Regions from separate parts of the Homo sapiens genome. Here region 2 is linked to region 1. Evidence: read pairs that join two places in POLR2A ChIA-PET (ENCODE). Cell type or tissue: CD4-positive, alpha-beta T cell. All regions are shown on one strand. Region 1 has its middle 6.5 kb from the start of PPP1R2. Region 2 overlaps TNK2 (tyrosine kinase non receptor 2).

What was found. Peaks named below come from ENCODE experiments on the same cell type or tissue, not always from the same donor. Only the 100,000 strongest peaks of a DNase experiment are listed, where the experiment ranks them.
Region 2: POLR2A ChIA-PET joins it to region 1 with 6 read pairs; 7 of 35 experiments call an interaction of 5 or more read pairs at or near these places.

Annotation. Positions count from the first base shown.
Region 1 is chr3:195,547,341-195,552,340 of GRCh38, reverse strand. No RefSeq gene overlaps it. Among named protein-coding and RNA genes, the nearest start is that of PPP1R2, 6.5 kb to the right of the region's middle. RefSeq lists a silencer at 1,978-2,027. In CD4-positive, alpha-beta T cell, no CTCF peak of the experiment used is centred here; DNase peaks (open chromatin) are centred at 1,430, 2,030, 3,030 and 3,729; H3K4me3 peaks cover 2,328 bases; H3K27ac peaks cover 4,219 bases.
Region 2 is chr3:195,892,759-195,897,758 of GRCh38, reverse strand. The region is part of intron 1 of TNK2 (tyrosine kinase non receptor 2); the gene reads left to right. Among named protein-coding and RNA genes, the nearest start is that of TNK2-AS1, 13 kb to the left of the region's middle. RefSeq lists enhancers at 1-657, 1,295-1,514 and silencers at 1,655-1,934, 2,145-2,204. In CD4-positive, alpha-beta T cell, CTCF peaks have their summits at 2,694 and 2,897; DNase peaks (open chromatin) are centred at 1,638, 2,608 and 2,968; H3K4me3 peaks cover 2,260 bases; H3K27ac peaks cover 2,521 bases.

The sequences.
Region 1 (5,000 bases):
CAAGAAATTTTTACCCTGGGCCATGGGTCAGAATGGAGGAAATGATGATAACAGCAGCAGCCGTCTTGGGAGTCAAGCAGAATCCTAACTCCTGCCCAGCGCTGGGCTCCATGGCACAGAACTGCCGGCCACTATTTGTGAGTTGCCTGGGACAGAAAACCCAGCCTTCTGTTAAGGTGAGGAGTGCAGGCAACATTCTGGGAAGGTATCTGGGGTCTCAGACAGGCTGATGTGACAGGCGGATGTGTACCAACACACAGCAGTTCTACTCTGTGCACGGCCACTCTTTTTTAAGTCTCCAGAATGTTCCCCATCTCGTGACCACCCCTGGGGCTCCCCAGTGAGCCCGAAAACTAAAGGGGTAACACCCGGTAGCAGAGGCTTCTCTGAATTACATGGAGCCATGCCTGCATGATAGCCATTTTCCTTCCTGCTTGGTTGGGGCCTGCCCACACCATTTTGGTTCTCAAATATCCTGAGTATCACCCTGCACATAAGCAGTTTGTGAGGAATGGAGGCTGGCATGCCCAGCAGGCAGGGCTGCCGAGGAGAAGCTACACGAGAGGCTGGAAGATGACAGTGGGGAAAGAGGCTGCACGTTCAGGGGCCCGAGGGTGACAGGGATGGGAGGCCTGGTGAGCAGACTGGCCTTGGGTGAGAAAGGACTTGTCCGCCATGCCATTATACTCCCTGAGAACTGGCTGGGCTTGCTTGGTTGGCTCCTAAAGCAGCTGTCCCAGGAGGGAAGGGCTTGGCCTAGTCCCAGAGCTGAAAAGATTGAAAGAAGAGTTCAGTACTTGTGAGGGGGAGGAAAAGACACTGTGCTTGGTTCTGCTTAGAGCTATTACAGCATTGACTTAATCGTATTTTATTTCTAATCCTTCAAGAAGCATACTGTCACATTTAATAAGCCTGCAGACTTGATTCACCAGAAGATTTTGTTCCTGCCCACTCTGTATAAATTTTCTTAATTTTTTTTTTTTTTCCAGACTGAGTCTCACTCTATTGCCAAGGCTGGAGGGCAGTGGCATGATCTCAGCTCACTGCAACCTCTGCCTCCTGGGTTCAAGCAATTCTCCAGCCTCAGCCTCCCAAGTAGCTGGGACTACAGGGGCGCGCCACTACGCCTGGCTAATTTTTCTATTTTTAGTAGAGACAGGGTTTCACCATGTTGCCAGGCTGGTCTCAAACTCCTGACTTCAGGTGATCCACCCACCTTGGCCTCCCAAAGTGTTGGGATTACAGGTGTGAGCAACCACATCCAGCAATTTTCTTAATTTCTCTGTCTCTCTATGGAGGGAGAGGAAACATGAAACAAAAGCAGTTAATGCTTTTATGCGTTCTCTTTGACCCTGCAGTCTTAGTTAATTTTTTCCAACTTGGCGGCATCTAGCAAGATCAAAGTGAGTTTCAGCTGTGGTCAGCCACAGAGCTCCACAGTCTTGCACTGCAGCCGTTCCTAGCACAGAGCCAAATGGGCTCTGTCTGGACTCTCTTCTGAAATGTAGCAAACGCAATTGCCTTTGACAAGCACAGCTGAGCAGCATATTTAAGAATGCCAGAATATTAGGGGTGGGAAAGACCTTCATAAAATTAAGATAAAATTTGTGTTGACTAGGGTCCAGTCTTGGACAGGGTTAAGCTTCCAAGTAGGTAAACCATGAATGACAGGCAGTTAGAAAGAATATTCTAGTTGGTACCTACAAGGTAACAGTATAGGTGCCACCCTAAAAAAAATGAAAATTTTAAAATCTAGAGATAAAGCTAGTTTTACTTTGGTTTTTATTTTTAATTCAATTCTGTTCAGGATGCTGATTAGAAAACCTCCATATATGAGAAACAGTGAGAGGCAAACTCTTTTGTGCCGTAGAATGTTCTCGACATCAAAAAAGAGCACTGGAAGCCTTCAACATTTCCTGTTTATGTTGCACAGATCAGAGGTTCACACAGAAACCACCTGCCCACGTGGCCCCTGCTGCTGGTTTCCCAAGCCCCAGCTTTCCTCTGCAGTCCCCTCTTGCACTGCTTTCTTCTGATGAAGTCTGGCGAAGTCCTTGGGGGAGAAACCAACGAGACAGCAGTTTATCCTGTGAGAGCCTTGTGGTTCCTACTAAGGGATTCCCCCCACCTGCCTCAGCCACGGGAGCGCAAAGAGGGTCTTGAGTCCTGTCTAGAGAACCACTTGATAAAAACACCTGATAACACAGGTACACTTGATGAACACAGGAAGCTATGCCTTTGTGAAAACAGCAACAGCGTTCTCCTGGAGCCCAGAGCCAGAGCTGGGAGAGACACATGAAATGAGGGGTGGACTTGTGTGTGTATGTGCGTATCTAATAACAAACTTTGTTTTGTTTTGTTTTGTCTTGTTTGAGACAGAGTTTCACTCTTGTCACCCAGGCTGGAGTGCAATGGCGTGATCTCAGCTTGCTGCAACCTCCACCTCCCAGGTTCAAGGGATTCTCCTGCCTCAGCTTCCCGAGTAGCTGGGATTACAGATGCCTGCCACCATGCCTGGCTAATTTTTGTATCTTTAGTAGAGACAGGGTTTCACCATGTTGGCCAGACTGGTCTCGAACCCTTGACCTCAGGTGATCCACCTGCCTTGGCCTCCCAAAGTGCTAGGATTACAGGCATGAGCCACTGCACCCGGCCTAACAATGAACTTTTTAAAGAAAGGGTTCTGAACCTAAAATGAAAAGAGGAGGCCAGGCGTGGTGGCTCACACCTGTAATCCCAGCACTTTGGGAAGCCGAGGCGGGTGGATCACCTGAGGTGAGGAGTTCGAGACCAGCCTGGCCAACATGGTGAAACTCCATCTCTACTAAAAATACAAAAAATAGCTGGGCATGGTGGCATGTACCTATAATCCCAGCTATTTGGGAGGCTGAGGCAAGAGAATCTCTTGAACCCAGAAGGCAGAGTTTGTGGTGAGCCGAGATCACGTCACTGTACTCCAGCCTGGGTGACAGAGCGAGACTCCACCTCAAAAAAAAATTAAATTAAATTAAATTAAAATGAAAAGAGGAAATACAGTACCTGCTGTAGTTTATTTCTGCAATAAACTAAGCAATAGACAATACCTAGAAAAGGACCTGGCACATAACAGACCTCAATTAAGATTTCTGACTGGTGACAGGACAATTTCCTCTTTGTAATGCATTCTCTATTGACTCAGCAGTCTTTCTTATTTCTATTATTTCCTTTCCAGCATTATAGCTGCTAATGCCTTCCTTAGCCATGCAGAACAAGATATATAGTCAGATTGCTTTCCAAGAAATTGATGTTGTTATGGACACCATTATTGGGGAGGTCGAATTTAGGAACAGTTAACTCATTTATTCCCTGATTCAACTGTGAAAGGAAAATAAATCTTGGGACCCTAAACTCACTAAGCCAAAGGGGAAAAGTCCAGCTGGGAACTGGGTCTTGCAAACCTGCCTCCCATTTTGTTCCTAAATAGATAGCTACAAGATAATAAAGCTACAGACCTCCCTCACAATTTGCCCACAGGGTAATTCCTGTGGGCTCCCAGATCTTTACTCTAAAACAGTTCTGTTGAATCTCACCCTGGCAATGTATACTGATAGCTTATCTTTGCAGGTATGGGGCAAAGGACAGAAATCAAAGACATCCCTCTGCTTACCTGAGACAAAGGCATATCTGATTGCTTCCTCTGCCCTATGTTTATGTTATGTAAAAAATGCAGATTCATTGAATGTGTAAGTGACTGTACCTCTACCACCCTCTCACATGTAAATGGCTGATCAAAGACTCAAAAGAATGCAACTGCTTGCCTCTTATCCACCCACACCCTTTGTAAAAAAAAACTTTCTTTCTCTTTCTCCAATATTCATTCTTTTCCCTTTAAATATTGAGGTCCCCAGACCCTCTTTGGAAAAAGCATGGAGCACAGTTCTTCCTGTGGATCTGTGTTCTTTCCTGAGTGCATCCTTAACCTTGGCAAATAAACCCAAATCATCGAGACTCGCCTTGGTCATTTTCTTTGATTTACATAACCAACATGTATCGAGGGCCTCTTACGGCAGACACTGTATTCATTAAGTTATGCTGTCAGGGGAGAAAGAGGAGGAAGACATGCACCTGCTCCCAAAGAGGCCACAGCAGAGGGACGGACACTTAGACAATGATGATACAATGAGATAGAGGAATGCAAACAGCTCCTTAGGATCTCAGTGAAGGTGAACACTAACTCGGCCTGCGTGGAGTCGGAGAAGGAGATGACCTTTGAACTGGGGTAATTTAAAAGCAAGAATAGGGGATGGTATTTCACATAGATTAGTAAAGGCATGAAAAAGGGACAGAATATAGGTTGCTCTGACACCCTGAGAAGGGCAGTGTGACTAGTGTGAAGAACATAGCAGAAAGCAAGTGGATGTAAAAAGAGAAGGAGACTAGAAGAACAGACAGGGCTGGATTGTGAAGGCCCAAGGGATTTGGACTTCATCCTAGACAATGAGCAACCACGGCAGACTGAGTTCCTTGAGCAAAAAAAAAAAAAGAGGGGCAAGTTCTTTTTTTTTTTTTTTTTTTTTGAGATGGAGTCTTGCTCTGTCACCAGGCTGGAGTGCAGCGGCGCAATCTCACTGCAACCACTGCCTCCCGGGTTCAAGCGATTCTCCTGCCTCAGCCTCCCAAATAGCTGGGACTACAGGCGCGCGCCACCATGCCCAGCTAATTTTTGTATTTTTAGTAGAGACGGGGTTTCACCATGTTGGCCAGGATGGTCTCCATCTCTTGACCTCGTGATCTGCCCACCTTGGCCTCCCAAAGTGCTGGGATCACAGGCGGGAGCCACCGCGCCTGGCCAAGAAGGGCAAGTTCTAATTGTTTCCCCAAGCGTAACACTGTGTGTGGCAAAGTGGAGTTGAATTTATAAACTAAGGATCATTGCATATCCCAATTTAAAAAAAAATATGAGAACAGTATGAAGATGAATGGGCAGTGAAGAAAGCGGAGTCCTCAGACCAATCTGGAGA
Region 2 (5,000 bases), 350 kb before region 1:
AGAGCAAGGCTGGTAGAATGCTTGAGCCCAGGAGTTTGAGACCAACCTGGGCAACATGACGAAACCTCATCTCTACAAAAAATACAAAAATTAGCTGGGTGTGATAGTGCACGCCTGTAATCCCAGCTACTCAGGAGATGGAGGCAGGAGGATTGCTTGAGCCTGCGAGGCAGAGGTTGCAGTGAGCCAAGATCGCACCACTGCACTCCAGTCTAGGGCACAGTGAGATCCTATCTCAAACAAACAAACAAAAAACATGTGGGGTGAAGAGGCTTCAGGGCTGGACCATGGGCCTAGCACTGCCAGCAGACACAGCCTTGCCTGCCCTCAGGACCTCAGCTGCCAGGCCCCCCTGGGAGGGAGTGGGCCCCCGTGTCCTGGAGATGGAGAGACTATGGACAGTCATGGCGTGTGTCTGAATCACTCCCTTTTCTTTCTTGGGCCCTGGCCAGCCTCCTCCCCAGACCAGTGTGATGTCAGGCCCAGCCGACCTGAAGGTGCAGGGTTGCCTGGTGCAGGTTCCTCTGGGATGAGGTTCTGAGGGCACCCAGCCTGGCCTTGCTCCAGAAGCCTGGGCTCTGCGCACAGAGGGGTGAGTTAAGGCTGACTAAACTTGGTGGGGCTGACATGTGGAAGCAAGATAATCCTCTGGCTGGGGGAGGAGCTGTAAGCCCCCCTCTCCTCATCAGTATGTTCTTTTTTCCTTCAGGGCTTGGAGAAGAGGTAGGTGGAGGTGGGAGAGGGCGGGCTGGGAGGTAGGGTTGGCATATATTCCTGAGAATACGGTAGATTGTTTTGGAAAAATCCTCTTGGCCGGAAATTGCCTGTCATGTCTGCGCCTTGGTGTGGATTTGTCACTTCGCATGCAGTTGGAGAGGCTGGAGAGGGGAATGGACAGCAGAGCTGGGCTGGTTTCCAGCCTCTTGTTTCCTTTAGCTCTGCAGAGTGGAGATATAAAGAGACAAGTGAAGAGCAGAGGGGGTGTACACGTGGGGTGGATTCTCGAACTCCTAGAGGTAGTTTAGATCCTGTGGATGTCTTACGATAGGATGGTACTAGGACGCCAGAGATTTACAGGGGGAGGTGAGGCAGGGAGAAAGCAGGAAAGGGCACTGGTTTGGATCAGATCCTTTATCCAGCCAGGGCAAGAAGGGAGGGGCCTGGTATTTTCTGCCTTGCCTTCTACAGTCTCCCGGCTTTGCAGCTACTCCCAAGACTAGTATGTGCCTTTAGCTGCAGTAAGATGCCGAGGAGCTTCTGTACAGCATAGAAGCAGGCGTTCGGGGGCCTCGCCGGCAGTCATCCACCTACCCTGGTGTGCTTGGGGTGTGGAAGGGGCTGTGTGAGGAGAGTGGGCCGTAGAGGGAGCCTCACCTAGTGACCTTCCAGGGTCTGGCTCAGCCTTGACGCTGCGTGGGGAGGAGAGGTCACAGCATCTGTCTCTCCTCTGCCCCAACCCAGGGAAGGTGCCCTGAGCTCAGCCCTAAATACCTGGTACTAAAGAGTCAGTGGCTGCTTCAGATGCCACCAGAATGAGAAGCGGTGCCTTGGGGCCCCGGGGGAGAGGAAGAGCCTCTGCCCTGGGACTTCCTGTGCCGGCGATGGCCTCGCGCCAGTGCTGGGCGCGGCACCCCCGCGTGGGCCTGTGTTGGGCGGCTTTTGAGCAGGAGTCCGGGCCCTCGTGTCACCGCTCTGAAGTCAAGGAGGTCAGTGCGTGCCCAGCGCACAGCGCGTGCGGCGTTGCGGGAGTGGCGCGCGGGGAACCGGCCGCGGGGGCCTCGGGGCGGGGGCGTGGCCTGCGCGGGAGGCGGGCGCTGGGAGGCGGCGCGGAGCCGGCTGAGCGCAGGGCCGAGCTGCGGGGCAGGTGGGCGCCCGGCGTTCTGGGAGCAGAGTGGCCGCCGGGGCAGGCTGGGGGCGGGGTGGGCTGCAGCCCCGGGATGCCTCGGAGGAGGGGGTCTCAGATGGAGTCGGACGGAGGCCCCTCTGCTGTGGGCTTCTCGGATGGCCCCTTACCGTGAATACGGGGGACTCGTGAATCCCCAAGGCCCCAGTTGGTGGCTCTGGGGCCCTGGAGGCGGGCTGAGGGCTGAGTGGAGCCCGGTTCCGCGGCCGGCGAAGGCAGAGCCCCGGCTCTCGGTGGGGGTCAGCCCGGGGCTGGCACAGCTGGCTCACTGGGAGAGGGTGGGAGCCGCGCCCCGGAGAGGAGGAACGGAGCTGGGACGGGCTGCAGGAGGGAATGGCCGCAGGCCGGCAGGAGGAGGGGCGCGACCACCCGGCCGCCGGCCGATGGCGGATGAGGCTATGGGGGCTGAGACGCAGTAGCGGCCCTGCACTTCTGGAGGATGCTCGAGGCCCGGCCCCCCAGGACGCAGGGCAGTGACGCTGCCGGTGCCGCTGCGGGGCGGGGGCTGCGGGCGCTGCTTCTCTCCCTGACCGCAGCCGCTGGGATTTGGGGCTCCATGGGGGAGAGATCTGCTTACCAGCGCCTGGCTGGGGGCGAGGAGGGACCGCAGGTAATGGGGAAGGCTAGGGGATAGCCAGATACCTGGGCCCCAGACCCCTTCGTCTGCTGTGAGCCGGGCTCAGCCCTGCCCCCTGCGGCGGCCTCAGGAGTGAGAGTGTCTGCTCCTGGGCCAGGGGACAGAGAGCGGTGTGTTTATGTGGGTGTGGCGGTGGTGACTTAGTGATGCTGGCATCTGCCTGTGTGTGCATGGATCCCCTGGGACCCCAAAAAGCTGCCCGTTGGGCTTTCTTCCATGCCCCAAGGGAGTCCAGGAAGTACTGCTAGGATTGGGGTTCAGTCTTTTAGGAGAACTGAGTCTGTATGTCCTGGGCATTCCCGTTTACTAGGCTTCTGAATATGAATATCAAGCCAGATGTCCTTGTTTGCTTTTGAAAATATGGTCACGGTGTTGATGGATGGGGTAGCTTCCCTTCCCCTTGGAGAGAACGCACTTCCTCTCCCGACCGGCAGAGGGCAGTAGCTGACAGGAGAAAGGGGGACTCGGTAGGAGCGTTGGGGCTTAAGGTCGGGCTGTTTTCCTGGGCGAGGAGAAAGGGGGCCGGGCCGGGCCGGGCGCGGTGGCTCACGCCTGTCATCTCAGCACTTTGGGAGGCCGAGGCGGGCAGATCACCTGAGACGAGGACGCTGAGGTCAGGAATTCGGGACCAGCCTGGCCAACATGGCGGAAAAAAAAAAAATAGCTGGGCACGGTGGCGGGGGCCTGTAATCCCAGCTACTCGGGAGGCTGAGGCAGGAGAATCACTTGAACCCGGGATCGCGCCACTGCACTCAAGCCTGGGCGATAGAGCAAGACTCTCAAAAAAAAAAAGGGGGTGGGGGTTCCAGGAGCCGGCCTGGCGCTGACCCACACATACTTTGCTTCTTCCCGCAGCTGGATTACTGGGCCAGTTACAGGTCTTGTTCTTACTGGACATCCAAGGTCAGGCATGGGGTTCTGGTGACTTTGAGACACATATTTCTGGGGACGCTAGAGTTTTTAATCTGGCCATTCTGATCCAGCAGACCCATTTTGAAATAGAGGGAATAACCCTGCTTAAATTGTTCCCCGGCCCCCGGTCCCTGGGTCTCCTTCCAGGTGTGCTTGGTGCCAGGGTAAGGCTGTAGGCTTCTCTGATGCAAGGGCACAGTCAGCCAAGGTTTGGGGAAAAGTCAGCTCCAGTGTAACGCAGGCCTGATCTTGTCCACCTGACCTCAGCCCCCACTCCATCCACACCTGCCATCTCCACAAGCTTTGTGGGCTGGATGGCAGGGGGATGAGGAAGAGGGACTGAAGTTGGGGGTGTCCTTCTCCCCACCTCCTGGAGTTAGACCAGGAAATGGCTGTCCCTTTTGGCATCATCAGGGAGGTCAAGTGCTGGGAGAGGCCCTGGGAAGGGAGCCTGGGATGCTGAGTCCCCAAAGCCCTGCTCCCCAGCTGCCCACCCCTCCAGCCAGCTGAGGCTCCCTGAGCTGGTGGCCAGCTGGACAGGGACAAGAGAGCAGTGTGCAAGAAACAGGGGCTCCCTAGGCATGGCTCAGCAGGGAGGGGGGTGCCTGGGGAGCTGGAGAGGGCTTCCTGCAGCTGTCAGGTGTGTCTGGGGGCCGTAGCGAGGGGGGTGTAAGAGCAGCTGGCACCCTTTGAGGAGGGCCAGAGAGATCATTTGTCAGTTCTAGAAACATGAGGGCCCCACGGGGGCTTGATGGAGTGTCTCTAGGCCCCTTAATCTGAGGCCGTGGTCTGTGTCAGGGGTTATACAGGAGACATCCTACAGCTTTGGGGTGGGGGCGTCCCAGCAGGAGTCTCAGGGCATATTTGTTTGTTTTGAGCGGGTTTGGGAACTTGGCCACCTGGTCTGAGTAGGAGGCACCCTGGGTGTTTGGGCAGCAGACAGGGCCACCCCAGGGGAGGGGGTGAGGATCCTCACCCCACCCTACCCTTGCTCTTGGCTGGACTGCCCCACTCTGGCAGGCTGCCGGCCGCCTATTTCCGTCGGGCACCAGGGTAACAGGGCCACATCAGGGTCTGAGCCAGGAGACACCCAGCCAAGGCTGGGACTCGGGGGTGGGGGAGGGTCTCTGAGGAGTCATCGCAGGGCCCAGCGGAGCCTCTGGGGTCCAAGCCTCCCACTCAGGCTGTGTGTTAGTCCCCACGTCCCCACACAGGTCCATGAGGGAGTCCACAGCCCTGCTTCATACGTGCTGTTTGAGTCACATAGCCGCCACCCTAAAGTCCCAGGAGTTGTCTGCAACTGTGAGGGCTGGGGTAGAAGCCAGAGACAGGAGCTTTGTGTATGGGGAGGCAGGGGGGCCAGCGCGGGTGGCTGGGAGGAAGAGTCCCCCCCATTCCTGCCGCCCTCTTGGCAGTGATTCAGAAAGGTCCTTTTTCAGCCAGTGTCAGAGCTGCTCAGCTGGGGAGGGAGGGAGAGAGGGAGAGAGAGAGGCAGGCAAGAGGGAGGGCGGCCGGGCGGGCAGTTGGGTGGGGAAGCCGGGGAGTAGG